2 separate regions of the Homo sapiens genome follow, and region 1 is linked to region 2. The links are chromatin contacts, found by Hi-C in ENCODE. All regions are on one chromosome and are shown on one strand. Each heading gives the region's core, a stretch centred on a gene start or an enhancer-like site at or near the end of the contact. The rest is flanking DNA. Distances are from core to core; before and after follow the strand shown.

Region 1 (7,563 bases), core at 66-2,565, 310 kb after region 2:
CCCAGCACCGCCTCCTGCTGGCTTAGCTACCTCGGCAGCTTGTTGCACGTTTCTAGGCCTCAGTTGGGTTGTTTCTGAGATGGAAATAGTAACGCGCTCTGCATCATGGTGTGTGTGGGCCGGCTGCCCGAGAGCTGTCCTGGCCACGCAGCAGTGGTGTTTGTATCGAGTGCTCTTGCTTTGCTCATCGTGGTTCACAGGGTGGGTCTCTGTCCTCCGCAGGTGGTCCAAGATCTATTTTGTATTGTGGTGGCTGGTGTCGTCTGTCATCTGGGTCAACCTGTTTCTGGCCCTGATTCTGGAGGTATCAGAGATCCCCACCCAGGCTGTTCTCCATGGTCGTTTGTTTCTAATTCACTCTCGATGGGCCTGAGGCCACCGGCCGGGCCTGCCTGGAACTTTGATGGGAGAGTCGTGCTGGGTTAGGCGGGTCCTGAGTGAGGCTGAGCCCCTCCCGTGGGGCTCAGTGCTGCCCGCCCTGGCTGCTGGGGCCTTGGGGAGTGCTCCTGACATCTGGGCTGCTGGGGCCTTGGGGGGTGCTCCTGACATCTGGGCTGCTGGGGCCTTGGGGGGTGCTCCTGACATCTGGGCTGTGGGGATTCTCAGGCCCCCAGGTCGGGCTGAAGGAGGGACTTGGACATTGGCTCCAGGAGGAGCCAGCAGCCTCGTGGGGCCTGTGCCTGGGTGTCCAGGGTGAATGGCTCAGCCCCCTCAGCGGGTGCCCTGTGGCTGACCCTGGAGGGGCCGGGGATGGGGCAAGGCTGCTTTCATTCGGGGCCCACACTCACTGGCCACTCCTCCTGCTTGCCAGAACTTCCTTCACAAGTGGGACCCCCGCAGCCACCTGCAGCCCCTTGCTGGGACCCCAGAGGCCACCTACCAGATGACTGTGGAGCTCCTGTTCAGGTGTGTGGGTGGGGAAGGCGCTTCTGTCTGGCCCCCTGGGATGGGAAGCCAAGAGCTGGGGGGTGGAGGGGTTGAGGCGGCGGGCAGGCCCTGATGACTGTCCTCCCCCTCCGCCCGGTTATCTGGCTTTGGTCCTGTGCTCTAGGAGAGCAGCTCAGAGCCGGGATCGGGGCGGCTTCTTCTTCCTGCCACTGGCGTCATAGCCTTTGTCCTGCTCTCCTGCTCTTGGATTGGGCATATTTAAGGCACCATCCTTCAGGGTCCATTGGATCCTGTTGGATGTAAACAAGGGACCTGAGGAAAACGCACCCATCTCTTCTCCTGGCAGCTTTGAGATGGTTCCTCTGCTAGTCCAGAAAAGTGACCACCCAGAGGCAGCCCTGCTGTGGGGCCTCTGTGCCTTCCACCAGGGGCTGCCGAGTTGCTGCAGCCAAGCCCTGCGGTCCTGCCAGCCAGTGGGAAGACGTGGCCCCTGGGCTTTTAAGAATGCCGTGTAGATATTTCTAGTGGCTACATCCATCCTGAGGCTCATCTGAGTCCCCGTGTCTCTGTGTCCCTGTGACACTCACTTCGCATGTGTTGCTAAGCTCTGCTCCCTTGTTCTTGTGGGCAGGCCAGGGTCTCCCTCCTTTAGAGGCCCCTGTGTGCATCTTTCCTCAATTCCACAGGGATATTCTGGAGGAGCCCGGGGAGGATGAGCTCACAGAGAGGCTGAGCCAGCACCCGCACCTGTGGCTGTGCAGGTGACGTCCGGGCTGCCGTCCCAGCAGGGGCGGCAGGAGAGAGAGGCTGGCCTACACAGGTGCCCGTCATGGAAGAGGCGGCCATGCTGTGGCCAGCCAGGCAGGAAGAGACCTTTCCTCTGACGGACCACTAAGCTGGGGACAGGAACCAAGTCCTTTGCGTGTGGCCCAACAACCATCTACAGAACAGCTGCTGGTGCTTCAGGGAGGCGCCGTGCCCTCCGCTTTCTTTTATAGCTGCTTCAGTGAGAATTCCCTCGTCGACTCCACAGGGACCTTTCAGACAAAAATGCAAGAAGCAGCGGCCTCCCCTGTCCCCTGCAGCTTCCGTGGTGCCTTTGCTGCCGGCAGCCCTTGGGGACCACAGGCCTGACCAGGGCCTGCACAGGTTAACCGTCAGACTTCCGGGGCATTCAGGTGGGGATGCTGGTGGTTTGACATGGAGAGAACCTTGACTGTGTTTTATTATTTCATGGCTTGTATGAGTGTGACTGGGTGTGTTTCTTTAGGGTTCTGATTGCCAGTTATTTTCATCAATAAGTCTTGCAAAGAATGGGATTGTCATTCTTCACTTCAGCACAGTTCTAGTCCTGCTTCTCTGGAGTAGGGTTGTTGAGTAAGGTTGCTTGGGTTGTGCATTGCACAAGGGCACATGGCTGTGAGGTGTATCCTGGCGGGGGGCTGTCTACCTGCAGTGAGGGGCACCTTTTCTGTTTTGCTCAAAGGCATGTATAAGCCAATGGGTGACCTTATTTCCTGTGTCTTCAGGTGTGTGGCAGGGGGCCTGGGGTGGGGAGGTGGGGCGAGCGAGCAGTGTGTGGAAAGCCTTGTTGTCACCTGAAGCACGCCAGGTCCAGATTGACCAATGGTTTTCTCACTTCAGGGGCCAACCCACGCCCCCTTTCTGCTGAGGTTTGGGTGCCATCTAGTGGTGGGATGGGACTTGGTTGACTACATTTAAGGTAAGGTGGACCCAGCAACTCCCAGAAACAACTCCGGGGACACCACTCCCCATCACACTCCACACCGAGCCTGGTGCCCGGTCTGTGCCCGAGCTCAGCGGGACCAGGAAGGGATGGGCCCTGCCAGGGTTGCCCCTGCACTGTGCATTCTCGCCTGGGAGGCACAAGTTCTTTCATCTGCTTTTCCTTCAGAGGTGCTGAGCCCACGCCATAGCCCCTGTGGGATGGTGGGGGAGGGGGCGACCCGAACAACAGTGCAGTCGGTATCGAGATTGGGGAGAGGAGCGAGTCCAAGGAGAAGGTCATGAGTTTCTTTTTACTCGTGTTGAATAATAACAATAACAATAACAATAACAATATGGAAACCACCGCAAACTTGGAGAAAAGTTGTAAGCACAGTAAAGAGAAGCTTCCTTCTGAGTCACTTGAGTGGTTGCCGTTCTGGCCCTGCACCCTCTGTGCTTTGGGACGGCGTCCAACCCGCATTCATGTCAGGAGTGAGTCGCACGTGGCTTTGTGGTCATGGCGACTTAATCCGCCTGGACGGTGGCTCCGTCTCCCTGGGCTTAGACGACCTTGGCACTTCTGGAGATAAGCCCATGGCTCCCAGGTTGTGTTCATGTGACGTTTCCTTGTGGTAGGTTCTGGGTCTGCGTTTCGTCTAGGAGTGTCACAGGATGGACACTGCCTCCTGGCAGGGGCTGCCCAATGCAGTTAGCCTCCTGCTGGTGTTCTCTCTTGTTGCTTGGTGAAGGTGGCCCTGGTCAGCTTCTCCACTGCCCAGTGAACGACCCCTTTGTAATGAATGAGTGGGGAGGTAGTGTGAAGCGATGCCAATATCCCATCCCTGTCAAACTGCCTTTACTTTTTCCTTCCTTCCTTGCTCCCACCTGTGTGGATCCTGGTCCCTTCTTGTATTCAGGGCTGTGGTCTGTTATGACATTTACTCTCAGGCTCAGGTCCTGCTTGTTTGGCCCGTGGGAGCCCCTTCTTCTGCCTTTTGTGTTTTTTTTGTTATGTACCTACAGTTCTTTAGCTGTTTCTTTACTTTCTGGTGCAAAAAGATGTTCAAGCCTTATTTTATACTTGCCTGCCCCTTTCTCTTTCATTTATTGGAGTGAGCTGCAGCTCTAAGAAGACCTGTTCTTTTGAATGGAGAGTAGCATCAGGAACCAGGATGTGGGTGCGAGGCGTGCTCCTGGCTGTTGCAGATTGCTGCACCCGGGAGCTCTTAGTGGACAGAGCTAGAGGATATGTGCACGTACTTCCATCTCTCTCTCTGTCTCATCTATTCACAGCTGGGAATGATACTAATACCTCCGATTTTAGCCCAGCACCACAGGGTACGTTCCAGTTTTTCTCTCTTTCCATAGCTGTAAGGCCCTTTCTGGGAATGGTTCTCATTCTCCTTAATCTATTATTGGGTCAGTTTTCCTGCATGTCCCCAGCCTCCCATCACTGCCACCCACTCCCCACAGAGATGCCCTGCTCATCCGACTGGGGCTTTGACTCCCACACTGTGTACCCCTCTTGTGTGGACGCCCTGCTGCCAAAACCTTCAGCAAACAGCTTTCCAAATGGAAGTTGTCACTGTCAGGGCCTTTACAATCAGCAACAGCAAAATCTACATGCTGCTGAGGGTCCTGCCTCATTAAGATGCAATAAATATGTAAGTACATAAAAACAGCAATAGAAGAAACGTAATGCTTTATTCTCAAATATGATGTCTACATAGAAAAGCCAAAATTATTAAGAATAGTAAGAATTCACCCAGCACTTTGGGAGGCCGAGGCGGGTGGATCATGAGGTCAGGAGATCGAGACCATCCTGGCTAACAAGGTGAAACCCCGTCTCTACTAAAAATACAAAAAATTAGCCGGGCGCAGTGGCGGGCGCCTGTAGTCCCAGCTACTGGGGAGGCTGAGGCAGGAGAATGGCGTGAACCCGGGAAGCGGAGCTTGCAGTGAGCCGAGATTGCGCCACTGCAGTCCGCAGTCCAGCCTGGGCGACAGAGCGAGACTCCGTCTCAAAAAAAAAAAAAAAAAAAAAAAAGAATTCAGCACAGTTGTTTGCTATGAGATTTAAAAAGTTTTTACTTTATTACTTATTCATTTATTTATTTTAGGGTCTTGCTCTGTTACCCAGGCTGGAGTGCAGTGGTGTGATCATGGCTCACTGCAGCCTCCAACTTGTGGGCTCAAGCAGTCCTCCTACCTTGGCCTCCTGAGTAGCTGTAACTACAGGCACATGCCACCAGGTCTGGCTAATTGTTTTATTTCTTGTAGAGATGGAGTATCTCTATGTTGCCCAGGCTATTCTTGAATTCCTAGGCTCAAGTGATCCTCCCACCTTGGCCTCCCAAAGTGCTGAGATTACAGGTGTGAGTCACTGCACCTGGCCTGCCCTGAGATTATATACTGAAATCAATTGCTTTTCTAGACACTAGCAATAAGCTTATAAATTATATTCAAGGATTCAGTTATATTCATTTTTTAAAAGATATTTAAATAAGATTAAAAATTCTTAAAGTTTCTAAAAATAAATGGAAGGAAAGATATTCAAGGCCTATATACAGAAAACTATAAAACTTCATTAAAGCCCATGACTGTAGATACAAGTAAATTGAGACTATGTAGTTTTCTGTTGCTGTGTAACAAGTCCCCACATACTTGGTAGCTTATCACAACCTCATTTCTTAGCTCCAAGCTGCAGGTCAGACATCCAGGCACGGCTTGGTAGGTCCTCCGTTCAGCAGAAATTGGGGTGTCAGTGGGCTGGGTTCCTTCTGGGAGCTCCGGGGAAGAGTCTGCTCCCATACTCACTTGGGTTGTTGGCCAAATGCAGTTGCTTGCAGGTGTTGGGCTGATGTCCGTTTCCTGCTGGCTGTCAGCCAGGGGCTGCTCTTAGGGACTAGAGGCCACCCACATTCCTTGCCATAGGGTCCCCTCCATCTTCAAAGTCAGCAACAAAGAAGCTGCCTCACATTGACTCCCACTCACCCTTTGAATCTCTAGGAAAAGCCTGTGTGGTTTACAGTTTCACCTGATTAGGTCAGACCCACCAGGACAACTGCCCATCCTTAAAAGTCCTGTGTGCCACCTAACATATCCCAATTCCGGGAGTGACTTATTCACGGGAGGAGATTATGTAAGGGTAAGGATCACTGGGGTCATCTTGGAATTCTGGCCACCACAGTTTTTCTATCTTCATGGTCAAAAAGAATTGATATTGTAAAAATGTCAGCCTTCTCCAATTTCATCCATACATTCATTATAATTCTAAACATAATGCCATTTTTTTCCCACAAAATTTGATAAGTTGATTGAAAAATTAACATGAAAGTACAAAAACAAGAGCAAAAATCCTTTCTGTGGGAGAATCCAGTTGAGGGAATTGCTGCTCCATTATTCCTGACTTACATTGCTGGGACAGCAGCCACAGCAGTGTGGTCCTGGTGCAGGAGCTAATCGGCTAAGGGGAGAGAGCCCGGGAGCCCCGCACACCGGCGCAAGGGCGAATCTACTAAGGGGAGAGAGCCCGGGAGCCCCGCACACCGGCGCAAGGGGCGGATCGGCTAAGGGGAGAGAGCCCGGGAGCCCTGCACAAATGCGGAACTGCGACGGATGGCAGCAAACCCGCAGGGAAGGGATTGTTATTTAATAAATGCTGCCAGAAATTCCAGCCCAGGTGGGAAAAGAAAGAAATAAGTTCCCTGTTTCACACCTAACACAAAAGTACATACCGACTGGAGGCGGGCTTAAGTGTGAAAAGCAAGTTTTAGAACGTTTAGAAGATGAACTCAATATATTTAAATTAAGAACTTCTTTCTTTAAAAAAGGCCATAAAATAGGCAAGCCACACACTGGGAGAAGATTTTGGTAACTGAGAACAACTAAGAACTTATATCCAGACCACATAAAGAGTACCTACAAATTAGGAAGAAAAAGACAAAGCAGTAGAAAGTTGGGCTTTTCACAGAAAAGCAAACACCCGGGTTCCATAGCTATGTCAAAAGTTGCTCCGTCTTACTAGTTATTAGGAATATGCAAAATGAAACTGAAACACAACATTTCACTCACTCCATGGTCAAAATGGAAGAGGTTGGACCATCTTAATTGTTAGTACTTACATGTTTATTCTGAAGAGTCAAGCTAAGCTGAAACAACCTCTTTGGAAAATTGTTTGGTGTCATTTCTTGCAATTGAATAGGACATACCTTGGTAATTCTCTGCTAGATACACTCACAAGAGAAACTGCTGCCCGTGTGCACTGGAAGACGGTCGGCAGAGTGATCCTAAGAGCAGTATCAGTACTAGCAACACATCTGCCAGCTGAAACGTCCTCAACAGAATGACAGGTACGCTGCAGCTTGGTGACAGTGGAGTATTACACGGCCGTGAACATGAATGAACTCCAGCTGCAAAGAGCTACCTGGAAGAATCTTAGAAACATAATGTTGGGTGAACAAGTTCCAGAAGTCTCCACACGGCACGGTATTATTCATGTAAAATTCAAAAGCAAGGTTAAACAACATACCATGTAGGCACGCATACATCAGTGATGAGGTTACTTCAACACAAGACAGCCTGAAGCCTGTGGTCCAGTCAGTGCTGAGATTACTTCAACACAAGACTCCCAGAAGCCTATGGTCTGGTCAGTGCTGAGATTACTTCAACACAAGACGCCCAGAAGCCTATGGTCCGGTCAGTGCTGAGATTACTTCAACACAAGACGGCCAGAAGCTTATGGTCTGGTTAGTGCTGAGATTACTTCAACACAAGATGGCCAGAAGCCTATGGTCCAGGGAGCGGCCACCTCTTGGGGAAATGGGGATGGGATGGGAAGGGACTGACTGCCATGAGCAAGTTCCAGGGGAAGTTCTTGTCCTGGCGGGGCTGGGCAGGGCTCATGGTCATGGTATTAACCTTAGGAACATGCACATGTTACATGTG
Region 2 (6,984 bases), core at 3,122-5,621:
GCTGGCCAACAAGGGGAAACCCCGCCTCTACCAAAAATACAAAAATTAGGTGGGTGTGGCGATGCACGCCTGTAATCCCAGCTACTCGGGAGGCTAAGCAGTGACTGTTGCACAAGCACCTCGTGAATATACTAAAAACCACTGAATTGTACACTTTTAAAGGGTGGATTTTAAGGTATGTGACTTATATCTCAACTAAAAAAATTAAGTTTTTTTAAAAGAGGAATCCCTGTGCTCAGGAAGCTTACATTCTAGTGAGGGAGGTAAAAACAACAACACAAGGTCGGGGTGACTGTCGGCTGGCGAGGCGGCGGGGCGGGTGGAAGGTGCCGCTAATACGTGGGGGTCACAATCCAGGCTGACCTGAGCCAGCGAACGAACAGACTTGATCAGGTTCCACCTGCTCTGGGTCAGAGCTCCAGAAGAGCCTGACACAGAAACATCAGAAATAAATCAAGAGCAAGACCGGGTGTGGTGGCTCATGTTAGTAATCCCAGCATGTTGGGAGGCTGAGGCAGGCAGATTGTTTGAAGCCAGGAGTTCGAGACCAGCCTGGGCAATGTGGCAAAACCCCGTCTCTACAAAAAATACAAAAATCAGCTGGGCGTGGTGGCGCACACCTGTGGTCCCAGCTACTCGGGAGGCTGAGGTGGGAAAATTACTTGAACCCAGGAGTTGGAGGTTGCAGTGAGCTGAGATTGCACCACTGCCCTCCAGCCTGGGTGGCAGAGCAAGACCCTGTCTCAAAAAATAAAAAATAAAAATAGAACAAGAACAAGAACAAACAGACTCAAGTTTGACTAGATCTGTCTTTAAGGGACTGCACTGGGCCCCCATGTGAGACTAGGTCAGTCCCCATCTGTGTATGGATCACATAAGCCCCCAGCCAGGGGTCCCTGGAGTCAGGCCATCCTGTCTGCTGGACGCTAACAACTAAACACCACTACTTCTACGTGCCCACCCTGGTCTAAGATAAAATCCCTTTATCCTTATCCAGAGAACTTTAAAAAACAAGCCTGATCTTGTAAATATCCAGTAGATTTCTCTACTTGATAAATGTACCCTGTGTGATCCAGCTGCCTATGGTCCCGACTCTTTTTCTTTTGCCAAACAACAGCTCTTAGGCATATAGGACTCGGGAAGTCCTTGGCCTGGGGTATAACAAGCCCGGGCTATTATGCTGTGCAGAGATTTATTAAAGCGTGCCTTCTTGCTACGTCCAGAGACACTGAAGGCAGCTTGATCTTCAATGCGCTCTGTAGCTAAAAGGCTCTCTCAGCTTTTGTCGACATCGCCAAAGAACCCTGGTGGTGGTGAAAAGCCCTTTTAATATTGGCTGCTTTTTATCAGGTATTAATGTCCTAGGGTCATACTGGTGTCTTAAAGCCTAGAGCACTATGTTTTTTTTTTTCCTTTTTATCCTTTTTCCTACATAGAAAACCTCCCTTGGCTGAAGGAGTGGCTGGAGGTTTTGCCAAGACTCCAACCAGAAGTAAGACAATTAAAAGAGGTAGAGGAAGATGAGACAGGAGCCCCTAACCTAGTCTTGGGAGAGGGTAGCAGGGCAGTGCCATTCCTAGGGGAAGTGAGGTCAGCTGAGACCTAAGGAAGACCTGACGGGGCCAGGAGCCAGGGGAAGCCAGGGGGAAAAGCCTTCCAGGCAGAGAGGAGAGTGAGTGCGAAGACTTTGCAAGAAAAAACTGGCACCAGAATTTGTTTATCTCTTGGGGGAAAAATAGACAGACACAATATTATAAAAAGAAACGTCAAGGCCAGGCGTGGTGGCTCATGCCATAATCCCAGCACTTTGAGAGGCCAAGGCGGGTGGATCACTTGAGGTCAGGTTTATATATATATAAAAATTATCCGGGCATGGTGGCATGTGCCTATAATCCCAGCTACTCGGGAGGCTGAGGCAGGAGAATCACTTGAACCGGGGAGGCAGAGGTGGCAGTGAGCTGAAATCGCACCACTGCACACCAGCCTGGGTGACAGAACAAGACGCCATCTCAAAAAAAAAAGTCAAAATTCAAAACATTCACAGAAGTTTAAAGAAAAAAGAAGGTCATACATTATGATGTCTTCACAAGTTTACTACTAATTTCTTTCTTTTTTTTTTGAGATGGAGTCTCACTCTTTCGTCCAGGCTGGAGTGCAGTGGCGTGATCTCGGCTCACTGCAAGCTCTGCCTCCCGGGTTCACGCCATTCTCCTGCCTCAGCCTCCTGAGTAGCTGGGACTACAGGTGCCAGCCACCACGCCCGGCTAATTTTTGTATTTTTAGTAGAGACGGGGTTTCACCGTGTTAGCCAGGATGGTCTCGTTCTCCTGACCTCGTGATCCGCCTGCCTCGGCCTCCCAAAGGGCTGGGATTACAGGCGTGAGCCACCGCGCCTGGCCACTACTAATTTCTAATTTCAGACACACAAACCCGGCTCCATGCCCTATCAAGAACAGCGAGGTGCTCAGCCTGCAGCTGGGCCCTGTCTCCCACACACGCCGTGACTTTCAGGTCATTTTATTCCACTTCATTTATTAGGCCAGCAGGAAAATTTAAAACACTGCAAAAAGATGGTCTTTATAGTCAATGTGAATCTCAAAGGGGCTTGTTGCTTTAAAAGAAAAAGATCTCAAGTCTCATCACAACAAGTGACCACAGTATTTTCTGTGTCAAGTCTACGGATGATGATCCTAGAATTTAGCAACTTTAAACAAGAACCTGACCGGTGAGTTAAGGAAACAAAACTTTCATTTAATTTCTCATGCCAAACACGGAACAGGTCAAACAGTTCAGAGTAACGAATTATTAAAAAAAAAAAAAAAAAAAAAAGGCTGAGTGTGGTGGCTCCCATCTGTAATCCCAGCACTTTGGGAGGCCCAGGCAGGCAGATCCCCTGTGCCCAGGAGTTCAAGACCAGCCTGGGCAACATGGGGAAACCTTGTTTCTACAAAAAATACAAAAATTAGCTGGGCATGGTGGCACACACCTGTAGTCCCAGCTACTTGGGAGGCTGGGGTGGGAGAATGTCTTGAGCCTGGGCGGTCAAGGCTACAGTGAGCTATGATTGTGCCACTGCACTCCAGTCTGGGTGACAGAGTAAGACCCTGTCTCAAAAAAAAAAAAAAAAACAATGGTAGAGGCCAATCCACAGGTGCAGGCAGGGGGACAGGGGTTTGTGGTTTTCAAATAACCTGGTAATTTTAAGAATTAAAATGATGTCTTAGGTAAAAGACACGCTGCATGTTTATAAACCCAGATTTTCACATGCTTGCTTCTATTTGGCCTAAAAAATGCGGTAGGTAGGAAACACTAGGAAATCCAGCACATAAGGGATAGTTTATTCCAGGAAAAACCGAGCTTCACTTCTGCTGTGAAGCTGCGGCCTGAGAGTCAACTGCCATTTCACTCTTTTGTTCCCTAAGGAGATGGCAGGAGATGCACTGCTGTTCAAGGGACCTAAGTTATGGGAAAGGAAGACAGGGATGCCTTTAATCTAGTGATTTAACTTCATGTGCATTACTAGTACAAGTGAAAAATTCATATTCTATAATCACGCAAATATTACAAAACTAAATTGACTGTGGGGTTTGGATTATCTTTTTTGTTTTTTCTTTTTGAGACAGAGTCTCGCTCTGTCGCCCAGGCCGGAGTGCAGTGGCACGATCTCGGCTCACTGCAACCTCTGTCTCCCGGGTTCAATCGATTTCTTCTGCCTCAGCCTCCCAAGTAGCTGGGGCTACAGGCATGCACCACCATGCCCGGCTAATTTTTGTATTTTTAGTAGAGACGGGGTTTCACCATGTTGGCCAGGCTGGTCTTGAACTCCTGACCTCAGGTGATCTGCCCGCCTCGGCCTCCCAAAGTGCTGGGATTACAGGTGTGCGCCACTGCGCCTGGCCAGGTTTGGATTTTCAAAAGCAACTTCCACATTCAAGTGAAAAGTGTGAAAACTCACCTCCCAAAGGTGGGCCACGATCGGCGCATCTGCCCAGGAGTGTTCAGCGTTGAGGCCCATCTTCCCGTTTTTGAAGACAACAAACGTGAACGACTTGTCAAACCACCTACGTGAAACACACATGTGTGGAACTTAAGTGTTTAAAGAGGCAACAATGAGGAGACATTGCACCTCTCTGCTTCATCCTGGATGGACTAATTCACTTTGCACCTGTCCCTCTAACAGTGAGCAGACACTCAGTCTCTGTGGAGTGAGGGTGAAAGTACAAACAGGACACTGAATCACTCATTTCTTCCCTGTCCCAGACACAAAGATGAGCGCTTATATCCTGGCAGCCTGAAGTCAGGACCTGTTGTTATCGCAAGGCAACTGGGGAGAGGTGGGAGGCTCTTCCCGTGGGCACATGACCCCTTCATCAGCCAATCCTTGGCTCCACCCTGCAGGGGGCGGGGCTGGCCAACACTTTACAGATAAGAAAAAGAGGACTTGAGATAGCCACATGCCAACACCCTGGCCTAACCCTGTGCCTAGCCCTGTTTGCCACTCTCCCCTGCCTGAGTCCAGGGACCTGGCAGCCCTGCATCTCATGAGCATCTCCAAACAAAGGTGGTCATGCACAGAGGAGGGAAGAATCTCAGATTTGCAGCTCAGGCTGTGTATGTGTGATAGTTTTGGCAGAGGGAAGAAAACTGAAGGTTGGCCAGGCGCAGTGGCTCACATCTGTAATCTCAGCACTTTGAGAGGCTGAGGTGGGTGGATCACTTGAGATCAGGAGTTCATAACCAGCCTGGCCAACATGGTGAAATCCTGTCTCTACTAAAAATACAAAAATTAGCCAGGCGTGGTGGCACACGCCTGTAATCCCAGCTACTTGGGAGGCTGAAGGAGGAGAATCGCTTGAACCTGGGAGGTGGAGGTTGCAGTGAGCCGAGATCAAGCCACTGCACTCCAGCCTGGGTGACAGAGCAAGACTCCATTTCAAAAAATAAAATAAAATAAAACTGAAGGTTATATTTTTATGCCACCTTCTTTCTTAGCATTATAGATACTTAGGGGTGAGTGTCAGGCACACAGGGTATTTCTTCCAAGCTCATGGGCAAACTCCTGTCTCTCAGAAGGTAAGGACGGTACCTGTCGTAACATCGGCCGTGTAGTAGAGATTTGGCGTAGCTGTCCATTGACGTATCCGGGTCTTCACTTCTGTATCCTTCTTCAGTTTCATCTAACGTCACAAAGAACGCTGCTTTCTCCACAGCATCAAGAGACTGCTTATTTTTCCCACGTCCAAAATAGGCCTGACGACACCTGGCCCAGGGAACTCTGCAGTGAAGATGAAATACGATTAAAGGCAGCCCGACCTGCAGCGATGGAGCGTGATGTTTGAAATGACACAATCAAACCTTTGCAGTTTTTCAGAATTTCTCGAAGGAAAACTCCATGTTGATGATGTTCCCCATCTGAGACTGTTTGCTGGAAGGACTCTCACCTGCTCCTGGTCTCCAGACCACAGCATGGGGAGCGGTGGGTATTTTTTGTTCAATAAATGCTGACTAAATGAACGGCCAGATTGCAGGCTGGCCCCGTGGGCAAAGCCGCCAGGAAGCAGCAGACCCAGATCACCCTGTTCCACGCTCCCTGACACACCCTCCCTCCCCTCTACAGGAACCACCCTAGGTAAGTTCCGGCAGCCCAGGTCACAGTAAGTGCGTAAGAGTGCGTCCCTCATGCCAGGCTCTGCTCCAAACCTTTTCTGTGTACCAACTTACTGATCTTCTCAATGCTACTGTACCTATTTTTCAGATGAGAAAACTGAAGCACGGAAAGATTAGGTCACAGCTATTTTGAGGCAGAGTCGGAACCCAGGCCATCAGCCCCCAGGTGCATTCCACAGATGCCCATGTGACCCCTCCACAAGGAGGTCTCCGTGCCCGTCTTATTTGAATACACAGAACTGGTGTGATGCCCACTTCCTTCTTGGAAGACCCACCAGCTGGGCTTCCTCGAGTGCTCCCGGGTCCCTCTCACTCCAGCTCCTCCAGGACCCTCTGCCACTGCCCACCCTTCCAGATCGGGGCCATCTGGCTCTCTCCCCACCTTCTTCTCTCTAGGAGTGCTTGGCTATGGCGGCCCGCAGGGCGAATAAGCCTAGAAACACGCTAGGCCTCAGTGCACCCCGCTCGGGGAACAAAGGTGACGCTGACGGTGGCCGGCACGTACGGAGCCCTTCCTGTGAATGACTCCCATGGGTAAGATGCTGATCTGGCCCTATCCAGAGGGGGCATCGGGACCGAGGCGCCTACAGACCCACAGGGAGCCCAGGCCCCGCGGCGCCGGCTCAGGCTCCCCACGTCTCCTCCGCTGGGGATTCCAGGCTCTGAGAGGAGGGCATCGGATGAGCGCATCTTCACCCGAGATGCATCTCCTGCCGCCGCTCTTTCCAGCCTTGTCAACACCACAGCAGATACCGAACAACGCCGGCTTGCCCGCACACATCCTCCTCCATCCCGCTCCTGCTCCCAGGCCTGGCCCTCTTTCAGGCCCTCACTACTTGGGCCACCGAAAAGCATCCCTGTGTCCAGGGCCCCTCCTCCCTGCCCAACCAGAAGAATCTCCCACATTAACCTACTCATGCACCCCCGGCCCCACCCCACCCTACACCACCTGAAGCGGCACCCAGTTGCAGAATCAAGCTCAAATATGATTGGGTGCCTGGGACCCTCCCCAGCTTGGCACCGTGGCCCAGCTGCCCAGCCCACTCCACGGCTCCTGCCTGCTCTGCTACCCCGGGGCATGCGGCTCCACCCCCTGGACACCCACTGTCCTCCTGGTCTGCTCCCACCCTCTGCAAGACACAGCCCACCTGCGGCCCCTCCACGCAGCACAGAACCTCTCCTGATCTTTGCAGAAGGGGCCCCAACACCTGCCCCTCCCGCCTTACTCCCAGCGATAGCGTAGCAGTTGTCACACTGCTGGAACGCAGCAGCTCTCAGCTGGGGACAACAGTGTCCCCCTGATGCTGGGCAATGTCT

What was found. A loop is a pair of places that touch in the nucleus more often than their neighbours do. Pooled maps may share reads with other maps.
Region 1: a loop to region 2 is called in a map of posterior vena cava, with 3 times the contacts of the local background. The contact joins two enhancer-like sites. A Hi-C loop is called at or near these places in 1 of 168 maps with a recorded cell type or tissue (posterior vena cava) and 7 of 50 pooled maps.

What each region holds. Positions count from the first base shown.
Region 1 is chr11:69,086,301-69,093,863 of GRCh38, forward strand. TPCN2 (two pore segment channel 2) reads left to right here. Exons shown (of 25, transcript NM_139075.4): 23 at 223-304; 24 at 812-906; 25 at 1,575-4,297. The coding sequence ends at 1,653. Among named protein-coding and RNA genes, the nearest start is that of MIR3164, 6.9 kb to the left of the region's middle. RefSeq lists an enhancer at 1-286 and a silencer at 2,453-2,592. Within about 2 kb of position 1,316, at least 9 of the 41 ENCODE cell types and tissues checked have a DNase peak (open chromatin) inside an H3K27ac peak, as active enhancers do.
Region 2 is chr11:68,776,685-68,783,668 of GRCh38, forward strand. CPT1A (carnitine palmitoyltransferase 1A) reads right to left here. Exons shown (of 19, transcript NM_001876.4): 11 at 5,087-5,275; 12 at 3,956-4,061. Among named protein-coding and RNA genes, the nearest start is that of TESMIN, 29 kb to the left of the region's middle. RefSeq lists an enhancer at 4,883-6,082. Within about 2 kb of position 4,372, at least 2 of the 41 ENCODE cell types and tissues checked have a DNase peak (open chromatin) inside an H3K27ac peak, as active enhancers do.